Linked DNA regions of Homo sapiens: region 1 is linked to region 2. A link is a contact called in ENCODE Hi-C or POLR2A ChIA-PET data. All regions are on one chromosome and are shown on one strand. Each heading gives the region's core, a stretch centred on a gene start or an enhancer-like site at or near the end of the contact. The rest is flanking DNA. Distances are from core to core; before and after follow the strand shown. Region 1 holds the start of LINC00327 (long intergenic non-protein coding RNA 327). Region 2 has its middle 11 kb from the start of TNFRSF19.

Region 1 (7,800 bases), core at 2,929-5,428, 90 kb after region 2:
CTTTGCTTTTTAAATTTTATTTTTCTAGTAATTTATTTCTACTATATTTTAAAAAGTAACCTTCTGCAATGGATTTGAAATTTTAACACAAAAGCTGGTCCTTCACCACAGATGCTTTGCGAAGCACTTGTGTGGGGCACCTGGATGTGGACGGAGTACTCTGTAATAAATTATCTACAACAGAAGATTTACATCTTCCTAGGTAAATGTGTGAAATTCCTTCATTCTTTATCTTTTGTAACAGTGACAATGTTGACCTTCCAGATGCTCTGGAAGGGTGGGAAAGGGAGGGGTGACTGGCAGGGCTGTGACATAGTGGTGTACATATTCCATCATTCCCTTTGCTTCGCTCCTTCTCTTTCAGGTCTCCAATAGAGGAGGCTGGCTCCTTCTTACAGAGCCTCCAACAACGATTATATTCTGGGCTTCAGCATCCTTCGCTTGCCTGTACATTAGCTTTCTTATTTTATTTTATTTTATTTTATTTTATTTTATTTTATTTTTGAGACAGAGTATTGCTCTGTCATCCAGGCCGGAGTACAGTGGCGCGATCTCGACTCACTGCAACCTCCGCCTCCTGGGTTCAAGCAATTCTCCTGCCTCGGCCCCCCGAGTAGCTGGGACTACAGGCACACCCCATCACGCCCGGCTAATTTTTGTATTTTTAGTAGAGATGGGGTTTTACCACATTGGTCAGGCTGGTCTCGAACTCCTAACCTCAGGCGATCAACCCACCTTGGCCTCCCAAAGTGCTGGGATTATAGGCGTGAGCCACTGCGCCAAGCTTGTACATCAGCTTTTTGTCCTCTGGAAATGTGTTGAAATTTCTTGTCTACTGATACCCTTCCATGCTTTTTTTGTTGCATGAGTTTATTCCTCTTTGTATTTCTACGTTGTCATTTCATTGGGGTCTCAGGAGGGACACGAGGTAAACACATATGTTCAGTATGTCATCCTGAACTAGAATAGCCAGGTTTTGGTTATGGAAAATAATAATGCTGAATGTTTTTTGTCTAAGCATACATTTTCATTTCTCTGTGTAGATATTTAGAAGTGGATGTATTTAACTTACTGAGTCACTGACAAACTGTTTTCCAAAGCGACTGTATCTTTTCTACATTCTCACCAGCAATGTATAAGGATTCCAGTTCCTCTAAATCTTTACCAGAATTCAATATTTTCAGTTTTTCTGATTAGAGACATTCTAGTATGTGTGTCATAGTATCTCAGTATGGTTTTAGTTCGCATTTCTTTAAGCACTGATAATGTTGAGCAACTTTTCATATGCTTATCTGCTATCATAATATATTCTTTGGTGAATTATCTGTTCATATCTTTTGCTCAACATTTTGAATTGTCTTTTTTTAATGGAGTGATAAGAGTTCTCTATTCTGATGCAAGTCCTTTTTCAGACACATGATTTGCAAATATTTAGTCTTAGCTTGAGACTAAACTTCGCATTTTCTTTTTTCTTTTTTTTTTTGGAGACGGAGTCTCGCTCTGTTGCCCAGGCATTACAATAATAAATTTCCCAATATTAAACCATTCTTCAATTCCTAAAGTAAATTCTATTTAGCCTACTCTTTTAATATGTGGTTAAAATATTTTTATAATATTTTGTGATTTTACACCTATATTCATAAAAAGATCATAGCTTCGCGTCTTTTTAAAGGTTTTTATCTTTTGTTATTAAGATTGTTCTTGCTTCATAAAATGAACTCAATAATTGTCTTTGTTTTTTCTCTATGTTTTAGTACAGCCTGAATAGCCTATGAATGATGTATTATCACAGAATTTAAAGACATTTACTTCTAAAGCCCCTTAAGTCTAAAATCATGGTTCTCAAATCTAATTGCATATTAAAATCACCTGGAGAGCTTTAAAAACTCTCAATGCACAGGCCACACCCCTGATAAAAGAATTCAGAATCTCGGATGTAAGGATTTTTAAATGCAAAATAAAATGAAAGGCTCAATAGTTTATAAAGTTTGTGCTAGATCTAATCTTTTCTGGTTTTGTCTGTAATTGGTCCAATAGTAAATATTGATTCATCTGTAATTGTTCTGACATCAACTAATGGTGTCCATAGCAATAGCACTACAAGCCAGTTTCTCTGCCTTTATCTCGCTTTAATTGTACACAAAACTAATAAGGCAAAGCACGTAATATAATAACTATTTTAAAAGCAAATGAAACAAACTTTGGAAGGTTAAGTGGCAAAGCCGCTTGACTCCCATCACTTTGGCATTTCAATCAATAATAGAGTCTAAAGACCAAACAATAAAACAATGGTTAACATAGAAAAAAAGAAATACGAGTTCATTAACTAACCAGGAGATCTTATTTCCAAAGAGTAAATCTGATTACATTGTTCCTGTTTAAAACCCTTCAATGGCTTCCTTATGCCTAAAAGGAAAAAAAAAATCCAAATTCCTTTGTGTGGCATAAGAGGTTCTTTGTGTAACACAAGATCTGGCCCCTCATCACCTCTCCAGTCGTATTTCTCAAAAGACCTCTCTTGCTTCCTATACTCAGTCATGCAAAATGTTCTGCAATTCTCTGAATGCCCTGGCTTTTCTTTTCCTTTTTGTGCCCATGTCTGTGCCCAAGTTATTTGCTTTTTCTGAAAGATCTATCTTTCAAAACCTTCTTTTCCCTCCCTCCCTCCAACCCTGTTGACCAACTTATCTTTTAAAGTCTGATTCAGTTTCAGGGCCATCTCCTCCGAGACCTTCCTTCCTGACTGCTTCTCGAGTTCCCCTATAAAACAGTGACTGCCCAAAGAGCAGCAACAGTTTGTAAATCATTCCATTCATGCTGCCTAGAACAAAGCTGCAGTTGTGTTTAGTAAAGGTTTATCAAATGGATGAAGACTGGTCACTATTAGTCTTGACCCCTTCTATTTGAAATATGTGAAATACACAAAGTAAAATATAATTTCTGATAGGGGCTGATATCAGGAACTGTAGGAGATCTGTCCATTGAACCCAAGGTCTTACCTATTAAATCTCTACTGTTGCCAGTCTGCGCTCCTGGATTTTCAAGGGGCTCCGTGGAATTGGGAGGCTGATGAAGCTGGTGACCACCCTCCGTAAGCATGCTGTGTTGGTGATTCCAGTGCTTACTCCTTTCCTCAAATGTGGTCATAAGAAGTCAGGAAAGTCAATATGCTTTCACTAGGAAAAAAGGAGGAAAGCCTGCTTTAGTTGGTTGTTACATTTTTGATGAGGCGAAAATTCAAACAAAACTGTAACCACAAGGACCATTAATTGTTCTTTCCTGCTAATAACCATAGTTAGCCAATTGGATTGTGAGTGTGTGGCATGCTTGTATTGTGTATGTGAGTAGGGAATGCACGTGCGTTAAAGTTCACATGTGCTTAAGAGCTTAGACACACCCGCAATTTGCAAGACAGCTTCATGTCCTGATGTGGCCAAAGCTGTGTAAGAAGCCTGAGCTGTAATTACTCCGCACAAATTTACATCCTGGGGTACTCACATCATCCTGTGGTCTGTATGCTCTGTGGCTACACACCTGGCTGAGAACAGAATTAATGATGAGAAACGTGCCTGCTTCTCTGCATAAAAGATGATGTCTGAGTAGAAGGTCGCCAAGGGAGGATTAAGAGCAAGAATGCGAGAATGTGCTCAGGAATCCGTGCGTGAGATGATGAGCTTGTGAGCTGATGTTGATTCTGTGCAGTTCCCAGTGTCTTATTCACAGGCAAGATTTTCTTGCTCATCGTTCAGCCTTCAATGTTTTAAGCAAAGATTTTTAAAAAGATCTAACAGGAAACGAGGAGCTGCAGTGAAGCTTGGGCAGTCAGTTCGAATCTGAATAAATATTTGTCAGATTGGAGAAGCGCTGAAAGCATTAAGATACTTGGAGATTTCTCTTTTTCTTTGGCAAGAAGCATGACTGAGACAGGTAAGGGCTAGGAATTCTTCCGGATCACTCCCTCCAACAATGGTCTTTCCTTTGAATTTGCACTTTGGAGTCTGACACAGATTAGTGCTTCCTAGTCCTCTAACTGTAACACATGCCTCAGTTTCCCTTCTCCGATAAGATTGCAATATCTTTGGGTGCAGGAAAAAAAATAGTTGATCCTTTTCTTTGTAGCCCAGCAAGTTCCAGGCACATTAGAAACTGATTAGAAACTGGTACACAAGTGTTACTTGCTTAATTTATTATAAATGCTTTAAAAATGAGGCAATGACTATCATTGAAAAATAAAACCAAACTGTGAAGAACTTCTCTCTTCCTGTTAGTGGAGACTTTCCACAGAATTTTTTTTTTTTTTTGGGAGGCAGTGGACATGTTGAGTTTTCAATTGAATATTTTGCTGCAAACAACTTAGGAGGAGAGGAAAAAAGAAAACGCAAAGCCAAACAAAGCTGGTATTTTTCAAGTGCTCATTAATTTCAAAACCACGGTGTCTTTCATTGATTTTTTACCATTAAAAAGGACAGCAATGCCCATCTGCTCAAAATTCCATCCAGAAATGAAATTATGAATTAAAGCTGTGTTACACATGCACAATTGAGACATCCTCTGTTTGGGCCTGCCAGATGACACACTGAAACAGCCTGGGGTCTGCACTTGGGGTGCTGCCAAGGAAGCAGATACACGGCTGATGAAAATCATCCATCATTTCAAATCAGAGGTGCCATATTCCTGCAGACTCCTGTTATGAACAATCTCATTTGATCTTACATTGGAACAAGCTGTCTTCAACACTCAGGCCTGGCCCCAGGCACAACGAGGCAGATGGAATAGGAATCTCTCATTCCATGCCTGCATTTGCCGGAATTCTAGGATTTTGTCAGAAGTTTTCTTGTGTGAACCTAGCCTGACAGGATTAACTTCACTGAGTTGTGCTTCAATATCAGTTCTTACCTCCTTCAATTTGTGCCAAAACTCTCATGGAGGACAGTGTTCATCATTTTTTCACTTAAAACCATATATATGAGTCATTATATAGAGCGATTCTTTTTAGATTCAGTTTCCGGGAAAAAAATTAAAAAGTCACATGATCTTTCTGTCTGCTAATGATATTATGCACGTTGCTCTTGTCTCTATTTTTGCCTTGGCCTCCAGGAAGCTCACAGCCACGTTTTACACTCAAATACAGAAATAATATTACCATATGCTAGTATTACCGTATTTGTGATACTCTTTTCTGTTGATCCTTAGTTTCCATTTCCATTCTTCTTTTATTAAGCCTAACACGTTTTTTGTTGTAAGCTATATCAAAATCATTTTGGAGAAAGGCCAGGCTTATATAAATGATAAAGCATAACCATCTTTTATTTCCCAGCCAAGTGGTTTGTGTTTTAGAGTATATACTTTTAGAAGAAACAGATTGTTTCTTTAAACAGATGAAAATCAAATATCTTCCTTCTTCATGAAGTTAACCACGGTTAGATCATCCACATTGATACAGATGCCTGATAAAAGATCAGGATTGCGTTTGACAACCAGGTTTCTCTTACACATTCTCAGCAGCTTTCAGTCTCTGAAGTTTTTAGTCTTCTTTATTTACTACATTAATCTTGAGAGTAAACAAGGTTCTTATCAAAAATTAATATTTTAATATTAAAAGAATTTATTAGAAAATAATTTATTTAATCTTTTAATATTTAAAAGATATTAAATAAGTTTACAAAGACAACAGCAACTAAGAATGACCATGACTGAATAGAGCAAAACTGTACTAAAATACAACAAATAAAATAAAGGAATATATCCGTGAAATGTTAAGAAAGGCACTGGCCCAAATAATCAGTACTGAGACTCCATCTTGGGTTTGCTTTAAAGCCTCTAGCATGAAGCTGATGGCTGCCCAGTCATCTCAAGGGGCAGCACTGTCCCTTAGGAGCTTACAGTTGAAGCCGACTAGGCAACCCCTAGCCTTGGGCAGAGCTGAAACTCAGCACTTACACACAGGACTGATGTTATAACTCGGAACACAGACTCCTCAGTTTCCTTTGATGCTTTTTTTCTGAGGGCCACTCACATCCGTCTTCTGTCTTCTTTCATGATCCTATCTTAACAATCATGTAAACTCAATCCTTTATCAGACACTCAACAGAAGCAGACTTTGTCAATTACTGGTGGAGAGAGTGTCCTAAAGAAGCTATCCATGAAAACAAGGGTGACCCGGCAGGCTTCACGAAGCCTTCACGAAGCCAGAGGGCAGGGGACATCCACCCTCACTCAGGACACCCTTGGGGCACTCTGTGCATCACCCCGCACAGCTGCTACTAATTAAGCCCTTCTGGGCACCATGTGTTTCCGTGACCTGCTCTTCCTGTGTCTTGTACTCATAATTTTTTCCCATCACATCACATGATCCTGCAGTTTCGGGACAATGCTGACTTCCTCTGCCATCCTCCGCAGCACACAGTGGGGCTCCTGCCACCCCGGGCCTTCTTGTGTCCTAGCTGAGCTGTGGACGGCCCTGCTCTCCCACCGGATCCTCCTGGGTCATGGAAGGATTCTTTGGAGACATGATCAGCTTCCTTACCCACCACCTGTGTGCCTTGGGCAACTGGAGTTCTCAAGCTCCAAGGCCTTCGTTTTCTCAGCTGCAAAATGAAGAGACTGGAACAGCCTCCTGTTTTGAAGAATCCCACCTGAGTTTATATCAGAACAATCTGAGATAGATATATAGATATAGATATATATCTTTTTACATTTTTTAAATGTTCTTTCCCCCAAAACCATGTCCTTTAAGTGGAGGAATCTATTTTTTAAAAATGATGTGGTTGTGCCCTCCAGTGGTTGAGCGTGAAGTCATCAGGCTGTTCGGGTGACAGCAGGGCTCGCAGGAAAGCGCAGGCCGTGCTAAACCGCCGAAGGACGAAGGTGGGTCTAAAGATAGATGAATCTGCTACTCCGGAAAGCACCGAATCGCCGTGTAGACCGGTCACCAAGTATAACTGCGAGCCCCAAGGCGTCACCAGCATGGGCATCCCAGCCTCGGTGCTTCAAGTCCTACTTCTGCTTGGCTATCGGGAAAGGCACGGCTTCGGGGCCACTTCTAGGCTCTCAACACGCGGCCGCTGCTGGGAATCCTGGCGGCCGCGGCTCTTCGCTCTCCAGTGGACCCAGTACTCCGAGAAGCCGCAGAGGCCTGGCCGCTGCAGCCTGCTCCCGACACCCGCTGGTCCGCCCCTCCCGCTCGGCTGCAGGGCTGGGGCGCCCACAGGCGGCAGCCGTCAGCCCGCGCCCGGAGGAAGCCCACGGCCGCCCCGGCTCCCCGCCCGCAGACGCAGCTGCGCAGCCTAGCGGGCTGGGTAGCGGGACAGCAGCGCACGCTGCCCGCTTCCGCTCGCTCCCCCGCGGGCCCTGCTCGATCGTCAGGGTTGCTGCAGGCGGAACTGGAGGAATAAACGCAAAGCCCCAGCCCCTCGTGAATTTCAGGGCCCCTCTCACGTGCAGGGTGTTCCCGCTTATTTCCAGACTCCTTGGATGCAAAACAATGAGTGAAGAACTGACAGTGAAGGCGGAGGGACTTACCTAAGTTATGCAATGATAAATAAATGGCAGATGAAAAATGGGACCTTTGGTTTCTAGTCAAAGTCCTTAGGAAGCGATTCGGCAGACGCAGGCCCAGGTGGCGAGGAGAATGGCCCCTTAGCCAGCTTTTAGGGTTCCGTGAGGGCTGAGCTAGGAGGGAGAGAAAAGGTTAAAGACCCTTCCGGTCCTTAGCATCACCACGAATGAACGTTTACCGAGCACTTACTTTATAAAGAGCACTGTGATAGATGCTGGGGAATATTCAGAGGAATAAATAGG
Region 2 (7,840 bases), core at 3,418-5,917:
TTCAATTCTTAAAGGTCCCTCAGGCAAAATTGGAAATTAGAAATACTTATCCAAATTACCAGCTAATAGAGCAGCTAGTGATTTAAACAATCTGTCAAATCCAGAAGGTGCCAAAGAAGCAAACTGTCTGTGAATCGGGCAAAACTATCTGTTACATGGTGGTTCTGATACTGACAACAACAGCAACTACCACAACAAGGACAAGTTAATTCAGCAGATACACACATGCACACCCTGCATCAGTGATGGAAAGGGTGCTTTATGCTGGAAACTGCCGCAGACCATCCAACTGCACCCAGCTGCCTTCTGCTCTCCAACTTTTCATAAGTGACTCCAAGTCACTCTTACCTGCCATATTGCCCTCTAAATACTTTACTGAGCCCAGGCTAGTTTTCAGAGAAGCTATCCAACTCATGTCTTATAATTAATCAAATGTTTTCCATTTCCTTTTCTGCCTCCTCAGCATTTATCCTGATTAATATACCAGGCTAATTACGAATCTTGGTTCTCAGTAGAGTTTGATAATGCTAACAAAAACTGTTGGTGAAACAGCAGGAAAATGCAAAAGGAGGCACTAAGAAACATCTTCAGAATAATACTACCACTACCAAAAAAAGATCTGCGCTTCATCAGGAAGTAAGTTAGATAAAGACAGGCACGCTCTTAAAAATTGATTCAAGAAATGCCTATCTAAATAAAGTCAAAACATTTAATAATGCAACCACCCATCCAATGGAAGGGCACCCAGCACATAGTTGGGGCATTAAATACACAGAATAGTTAGAGTAACTGGTGAAAATCAGGAACCCACAAAATCTATTTTGGAGGAAAAAGGGAAAATAAAGTGGTCCTGCTAAATAAAATTGAACTGTAGTGTCAGGAGGTAATATAGATGGAGAATCCTTCAATTTCAGAGAATGAGAAATAAGAGAATGTTTACAAATACAGCTTATAGTATATTTTGAAAAGAAAATTCCTAAGGCCAAATTAGATTTTTTTTCTCCTCTAATACACGATAGAAAATAAAGGCAGTTTTAACTGTGTCAGAAATCCTATTTGGCACCATACTCAGCTTATCATAAAATTGCTTTGTAAAAACTTTTTGTTTTGAGATAATTTTAGATTAAAGAGGAATTGCAAAAGTAGTAGAGGACGTTCTCATATATCCTCCACCCAACTTCTTTGTATGTGAACAGGTTACATAATTATAGAACAATTGTCAAAATACTAATCTTGGTACAATACTGTCAATTAAACTACAGAATCTATTCAGAAGATTTACAGTGAACCATTCTATGGGTTTTGACAAATGCACAGTCATGTGTCCATCACCATGGTTCCATCACCCCCAAATCTCCTCATTCTGTCTCCCTTTATATTCAACTCCTCCCCACCTTTGTTTGTTTTAAGATGGAGTCTCGCTCTGTTGCCTAGGCTGGAGTGCAGTGGCACAATCTCAGCTCACTGCAACCTCTGCCTCCAGGGTTCAAGCGATTCTCCTGCCTTAGCCTCCTGGGTAGCTGGGATTACAAATGCCCGCCACAATGCCCGGCTAATTTTTGTATTTTCAGTAGAGATGGGGTTTCACCGTATTGGCTAAGCTGGTCTTGAGCTCCTGACCTCAGGTGATCCACCCACCTCGGCCTCCCAAAGTGCTGGAATTACAAGAGTGAGCCACTGCGCCTGGCCTCCTCCCCACCTTTCTAACCTCTGGAAACCACTGCTCTGTTTTCTCTCCCTGTTGTTTTGGTCTCCCTGTGTCAGATTGCTAAGTCATATATGTGAAAGATATAGGTTGTTTTATGAGAATCTTCTGAGCTGTTTTCCAAAGTGGCTGCACCATTTTGCGTTCCTTCCAGTTATATATGGTATTCTTTCTTCCTCAGGTATCAGATTATTATAAAGCATATACTATGGCACAGTTGCTATTTCTCATCAGCAGAAATTGACTACTTATGGAACATTCTTAAGTTTATCAAGGTTACTTCCTATCTGCTGCCTGAGTCTCAGAGTTTAGTTTATATTTATTTTCCAGCTTTATAGGTAATTGAAAAGCAAGTAAGAGATACATATATTATTGGATGTAAATATAAGAAATTTTATGAGAGGAAACTGTTTTAGTCAACTTTTTACCTTCCAGTGTCCTAGTTAGGTAGGCAGATGGCCTCTCACATGGGGTGGCCTTGGCTTGAATTCCAGTACTTATGTGTGAACTTCTGAGTATGAGTAAGTTACTTGAAACTTCAGCTTTCTTGTTTCTAAAATGGGGATGATAAGAGTACCTACACCGAGGGTTCTTGTGAACACCAGAATAGTACTGACATGCAGTAAGCATGGAACACACTTTAACTCTCAGCTATTTAAAGTGTTGCTAAAAAAAATAGCCTTGTCATCTTTGATTGTAGCAGGTGAGAAAAAATTGTTTCCCATCGGAAGAGAAAGTCTCTGTAATTCTGTTTTTTCTAAGCATTTCTCGTGTTGAAACAAAAAAGATATTTTGCATTTTGGCAAACAACATGTTTCATAGCATTTGAAAGTGGAATTTCACTTTCAAATCAAAAGTTTGACTTTGAAAAAAATTATGTAAAATTAAATAGTTAAAGCAAGAAGCAAAAGCCTTATTCTCTATACATATGAGAAATCCGAAGTGTGTTAGGACGTTTTTCAGAGGGAATATTTTGTTCATGTTAAAATTCATTGTTACATATACACCATTCTTTAGATGAAGGTATGAAATTACAATTGAGATTCTCTCAAAATAGAGAGAGAGTACAAAGTTCAGTGGTTGACAGGGACCTTCTTACACAGGTATAGCTAGACAGTAAGCGAGTCTTCCACTATCGCAGGGGCAGGGAGCCCCAAAAGACAGAAGGATGTTTGGTGCTTGGTCCTTCAAGAGTACATGAGCCAGGGGTGTAGCAGAGGCAGGCATCTCCATGGAGACAGGAGGAGCACCTGGGAACACAGGAGAGGTGGTCTGTGTGTGGTGGGGCGGGGACAGTGTTGGGCAGGGCAACATTTTGTGATTCTGCTCTCCTGGAGTGGTGCGGCCTTCCTAAAGACAGAGCAGAGACCCGAGGAGCTGGGGAGACACAGGACTTCTTGCACTATGTCTAAGGGGGGGGTCATCTTGAAGGGCCGGTTGTGAAACAGGTGAATGGTAAATATCAACGAGCAAAAGATGGCGGAAGTCTCGCTGGTGAAGTCAGGAGAGTGATTAAAGGGGAAGAGCCCCAAGGCCCACTATACATGGGACTCCGGCAGGAGAGGCTGTGTGGGCAGAAGCAGAAGGTGTCCAGCCCTGCCTTGAATGTCTTGATGATATGACAGCTTATTTGGGGTCTCTAAGAGGCTGAGGATACTGGGGAACTCTCAGTTTCCACACGGTATTCTGCTTGACTAGCTGCCCTTTGCCGGGTGCTCTGCAGGCTCTTAATCAACTCCCCCAGTTCACAGGCCGGGAAACCAGGGGTCAGAAAGGCTATGTCACTTTCCAAGGTCATGTGGCTGAAATTGACCTCAGGCCTGTATGACTCTAGATCATACTATTTCACTATTATCTTCTGTTAATTAAATCAAATATATTTCTAAAAGGGTGTTTTAGTTTTCACAAGCACAGAGCTCTGCCACTGAAGTGTTAATGGCCTCTGTAAATTGCCCTGGGCTTCTTGGGCCACAGAAATCGGCTACAGGAGGCTTATGGACTCCCCCTTTTAAAAATGTTTAATTTCGAAGGCTGAGGCAGGAAGATTGCTTGAGGCCAGGAATTTGAGACCCCGAACTCTACCCAAAAAAAGTGGTGAGTGCCTGTAGTGCGTGGTGAGTGTTTGTAGTCCCAGCTACTTGGGAGGTTGAGGCAGGAGGATCTCTTGAGCCCAAGAGGTTGAGGCCGCAGTGAGCTGAGATTGTGCCACTGCACTCCAGCCCAGGCAACAAAGCAAGACATATCCAAAAAAAAAAAAAAAAAAAAAACCACGGTTTAAGGTTTAATTTCAAGCATTTTTTTCTTTTTTTGTGATTACAAAACAGCATATTTTATTATAGAAAATTGAACGATTACGGAAAAACAAAGTAAAAAAATTACCAATCTCACCCACAATTCTAATTTTCTTCTTTAAAAAAAATTATGTAAATTTAAATAGTTAAAGCAAGAAGCAAAAGCCTTATTTTGCGCCCAGAGGTAACCCCTGTCAACAGCTGTTGAACACACTTCCAGACAAATATTCTTTGGATTTGAGAACACGAGCATAGCTCAGCAACTCCTGCCGCAGCAGTTCTTCCTTACTGGCAAATACTGGAGAGAGGGAGGTAGCCGTGCTGTGCTTTCTGCCAAGGGTGTTCTTTCTCTCTTATTTATTTAACCTTCTCGTTGGTATCTTAAGTGCTACTTCAGTGTGATATTTAATACGTGAAATGCGTTTCTGCTGCTTTATCTCACAATTGTATCTATGTGCAAAGCTTTATGAAACAAATACCTCTGACAATCACCCCCTTTGTTGGGAATGTCTCTGACACTGGGGGAGAAATTGCAAAATAAGATGCTGTCCTCAAATGAGGTTCCTAAGAAGAAAGGTCTCTTGTGTTGGAACTAGAATAGAAATTGCACCATTTCCTCTCTAAAGGTCTAGCATGAAAAGAGAAACATGACTCAGAGATCAGCACATCAGAGCAGGAGTCTGTAAGAAAAAGTCAAAGGACATGCGCACAGAGAAGGCGAGCGCCTTCCTCCTCCCGACTGTTCCAATCCCATAGCACACGTCCACGCCGCTGAGCCAAGAGGGACATCTCCTCAGTGTATCTGTGCCGGTGTGTGCACACCCCTCACAGGCACCTCACACATACCACACATCCACAGACATGCAAACACAACATATACACATTTCACACACATACACACCTCACATACACCTCACACACACCACACACCACACACACCACTCACACACATACACATACAAATACACCATATACACATTTCACACACATAGCACACCTCACATACACTTCACACATAACACACACCACACACTACTCACACACATACACATACAAATACACCATATACACATTTCACACACATAACACACACACACCACACACCTCACATATATACACATACAAATACACCATATACATATTTCACACACATACACACCTCACACACATACACACCTCACACACATACACTTCACACACACACCACACCATATACACATTTCACACATATACTCACCTCACACACCACACTCACCTCACACACATACACACACACCATATACATATTTCACACATATACACACCTCACACACACACCACAGGCACTCCTCACACACCACACACCTCACACACATACAAATACAAACACACCACATAAACATTTCACACACATACACACATTCACACGCATACATACGCAAATACCTCCAACACATACACACACCTCACACACACCACACACCTCCCACATCTCACACCTCAACCCCCCACACACCTCGCACACACACCACACACACCTCACCCCTCACACACACACACCTCACACACATACACACACACCCCTCAAACACATACACATACAAACACACCACATACATATTTCACACACATATACACCTCACACATACACACCACACACTTCACACACCCCATACTTCACACAGACACACACCTCACACACCACACACATACCTCCCATACCACACACATGTATGCGAACACACCTCACACATACACCACAAATGCACCTCACACAGACCTCACAAACATACACCACACACCTCACACACTATACACACCTCACACACCACAAACACACCTCACACACCACACACACAAATAGACCACATACACATCTCACATATACACACACACCTCACACACACACAAACCACACACAGACACATCCAGACCACACACGCCACACACAAACCCACACACCTCACATATATATACACACACCCCACACACACCATGCAGACATGTAACACACCCACCTCACACACAAACACACCATACACATGCTACACAAACTCACACTAGTGTCTCCTTGTTTCTAACAGCAAAATCAAGCCATCGAGTCACCTTCAGAGTACTTAGCCTCTGTGCTGGAGGGTTTTCAGTGTTTGCATGCCTTCTGATGTCAATATTTTTAGATGATTGTTGTTAAGGTATAAATGATTTCTTTACACGTGACAGTGCAGCCTGAGCTCTCACCTTGGGATAAAGTCTCCAATTTAATTCACTGGATACATGCACACACATACCACATACCACATACACACTTCACACCCCACACCCCATGCATCACACATGTACACACCACACAAATACCACACAGAAACACACCACGCACATCACACAAACACTTCATATACCTCACACATGCACACACACACCTCTCACAGACACACGTGCACACATCTCATACAGACACCCCCTATACACCCCACACATGCACACACACCTCACACTATACACACATGCTACACAAAGACACGCTCCACACAAACATGCCACACACACCACACACACACAACTCACACACACATCTCACATAAACACACACTTCACACACCACACACGTACAAATGCCTTACACAGAAACACACACCTCACAGACACCTATCCCTCACACACTTCATACAGACGTATACAGTCACACACACAACACACACACCCCTCACTCACACACTATACACACCTCACACAGGTACACATACCACACGTGCCATACACACACTCAAGCACATGGACACTTTTTTTAAACAGGTGCTTATAATATCCTCTACTATATTGTTTTATAACCTACTTCTGTAGATTAAAGATATCAGAATGCTAGCATATTTCTTTATTGGTAGACATTATTTCCAACCGGTTATGGTGAACGACATCATAGTTCATACCTTTGTTGAGTGTGCTAATATTTATACAGGGAAAATTCCTACAAGATTGCTCGGTTTGATGGTGTGCACATTTGAAATGATATGGCACTTCCACTCTACTCTCAAAAAGGTCGGATCAGTGGATGATATTGCCAGCAGTGTGTGAAATGAAAACACGTTGTGGACGCAAAACCTCACCTTTGCTAGCATTGAATTTTATCAGTATTTTCAAATCCTTGTCAATTAAATAGGTGAAAATATTATCTCATTGTTTTAATTTGATTAATATTATTTTAATTTGAATTCTTTATTAGATTATAAGTGAAGTTAGACAATTTTTCAAATATTGACTGGCCATTTGTATTTCCACTATTACGATTTCCTATCTCTTTTTCTATTATTTAGCATGTTCTGACTGATTCGAAACAATTTTATTTATTTATTTGAGACAGAGTTTCATTCTTTTGCCCAGGCTGGAGTGAAGTGGCGCCATCTCGGCTCACAGCAACTTCTATCCCCCGGGTTCAAGCGATTCTCCTGCCTCAGCCTCCCTAGTAGCTGGGATTATAGGTGCCCGCCACCACGCCCGCTAGTTTTTGTATTTTTAGTAGAGATGGGGTTTTGCCGTGTTGGACAGGCTGGTCTCGAACTCCTGACCTCAGGTGATCCACCCACCTCAGCTTCCCAAACTGCTAGGATTATAGCACCCGGCTGATATTTATGTTTTAAGTAATAATGTAGATCTCATATATTTGCAAATATTGTCTCCCAATCTGCTGCTTGCATTTTAAGCTTGTGTGTGTGTGTGTGTGTGTGTGTGTATGTATATAACACAATCAATCAAATAGATTATTCTTGGCTCATGGTCTACTATTGTTCACGTACAGACTTTTTTTTCCCTGATTTGTTTTATTTGTTGTATTGTATTATATTGTATTTTACTTCATTTTGTTTTTCCT

What was found. A loop is a pair of places that touch in the nucleus more often than their neighbours do. ChIA-PET counts read pairs that join two places held with the same protein, here RNA polymerase II (POLR2A). Pooled maps may share reads with other maps.
Region 1: a loop to region 2 is called in a map of heart right ventricle, with 2.8 times the contacts of the local background. The contact joins the promoter of LINC00327 here to the enhancer-like site in region 2. A Hi-C loop is called at or near these places in 27 of 168 maps with a recorded cell type or tissue (Calu3, GM12878, Panc1 and 10 more), 12 of 37 single-sample maps with no recorded cell type and 12 of 50 pooled maps. POLR2A ChIA-PET finds 5 or more read pairs at or near these places in 2 of 52 experiments (GM12878 and IMR-90).

Annotation. Positions count from the first base shown.
Region 1 is chr13:23,465,890-23,473,689 of GRCh38, reverse strand. It overlaps LINC00327 (long intergenic non-protein coding RNA 327), which reads right to left and starts at 4,178. Exons shown (of 3, transcript NR_038995.1): 1 at 3,499-4,178; 2 at 3,000-3,176. RefSeq lists an enhancer at 6,848-7,007 and a silencer at 7,118-7,397.
Region 2 is chr13:23,555,903-23,563,742 of GRCh38, reverse strand. No RefSeq gene overlaps it. Among named protein-coding and RNA genes, the nearest start is that of TNFRSF19, 11 kb to the left of the region's middle. RefSeq lists enhancers at 1,609-1,838, 3,069-3,248. Within about 2 kb of position 4,667, at least 17 of the 41 ENCODE cell types and tissues checked have a DNase peak (open chromatin) inside an H3K27ac peak, as active enhancers do; they include gastrocnemius medialis, heart left ventricle, heart right ventricle and 1 more, where a contact is called at or near this core.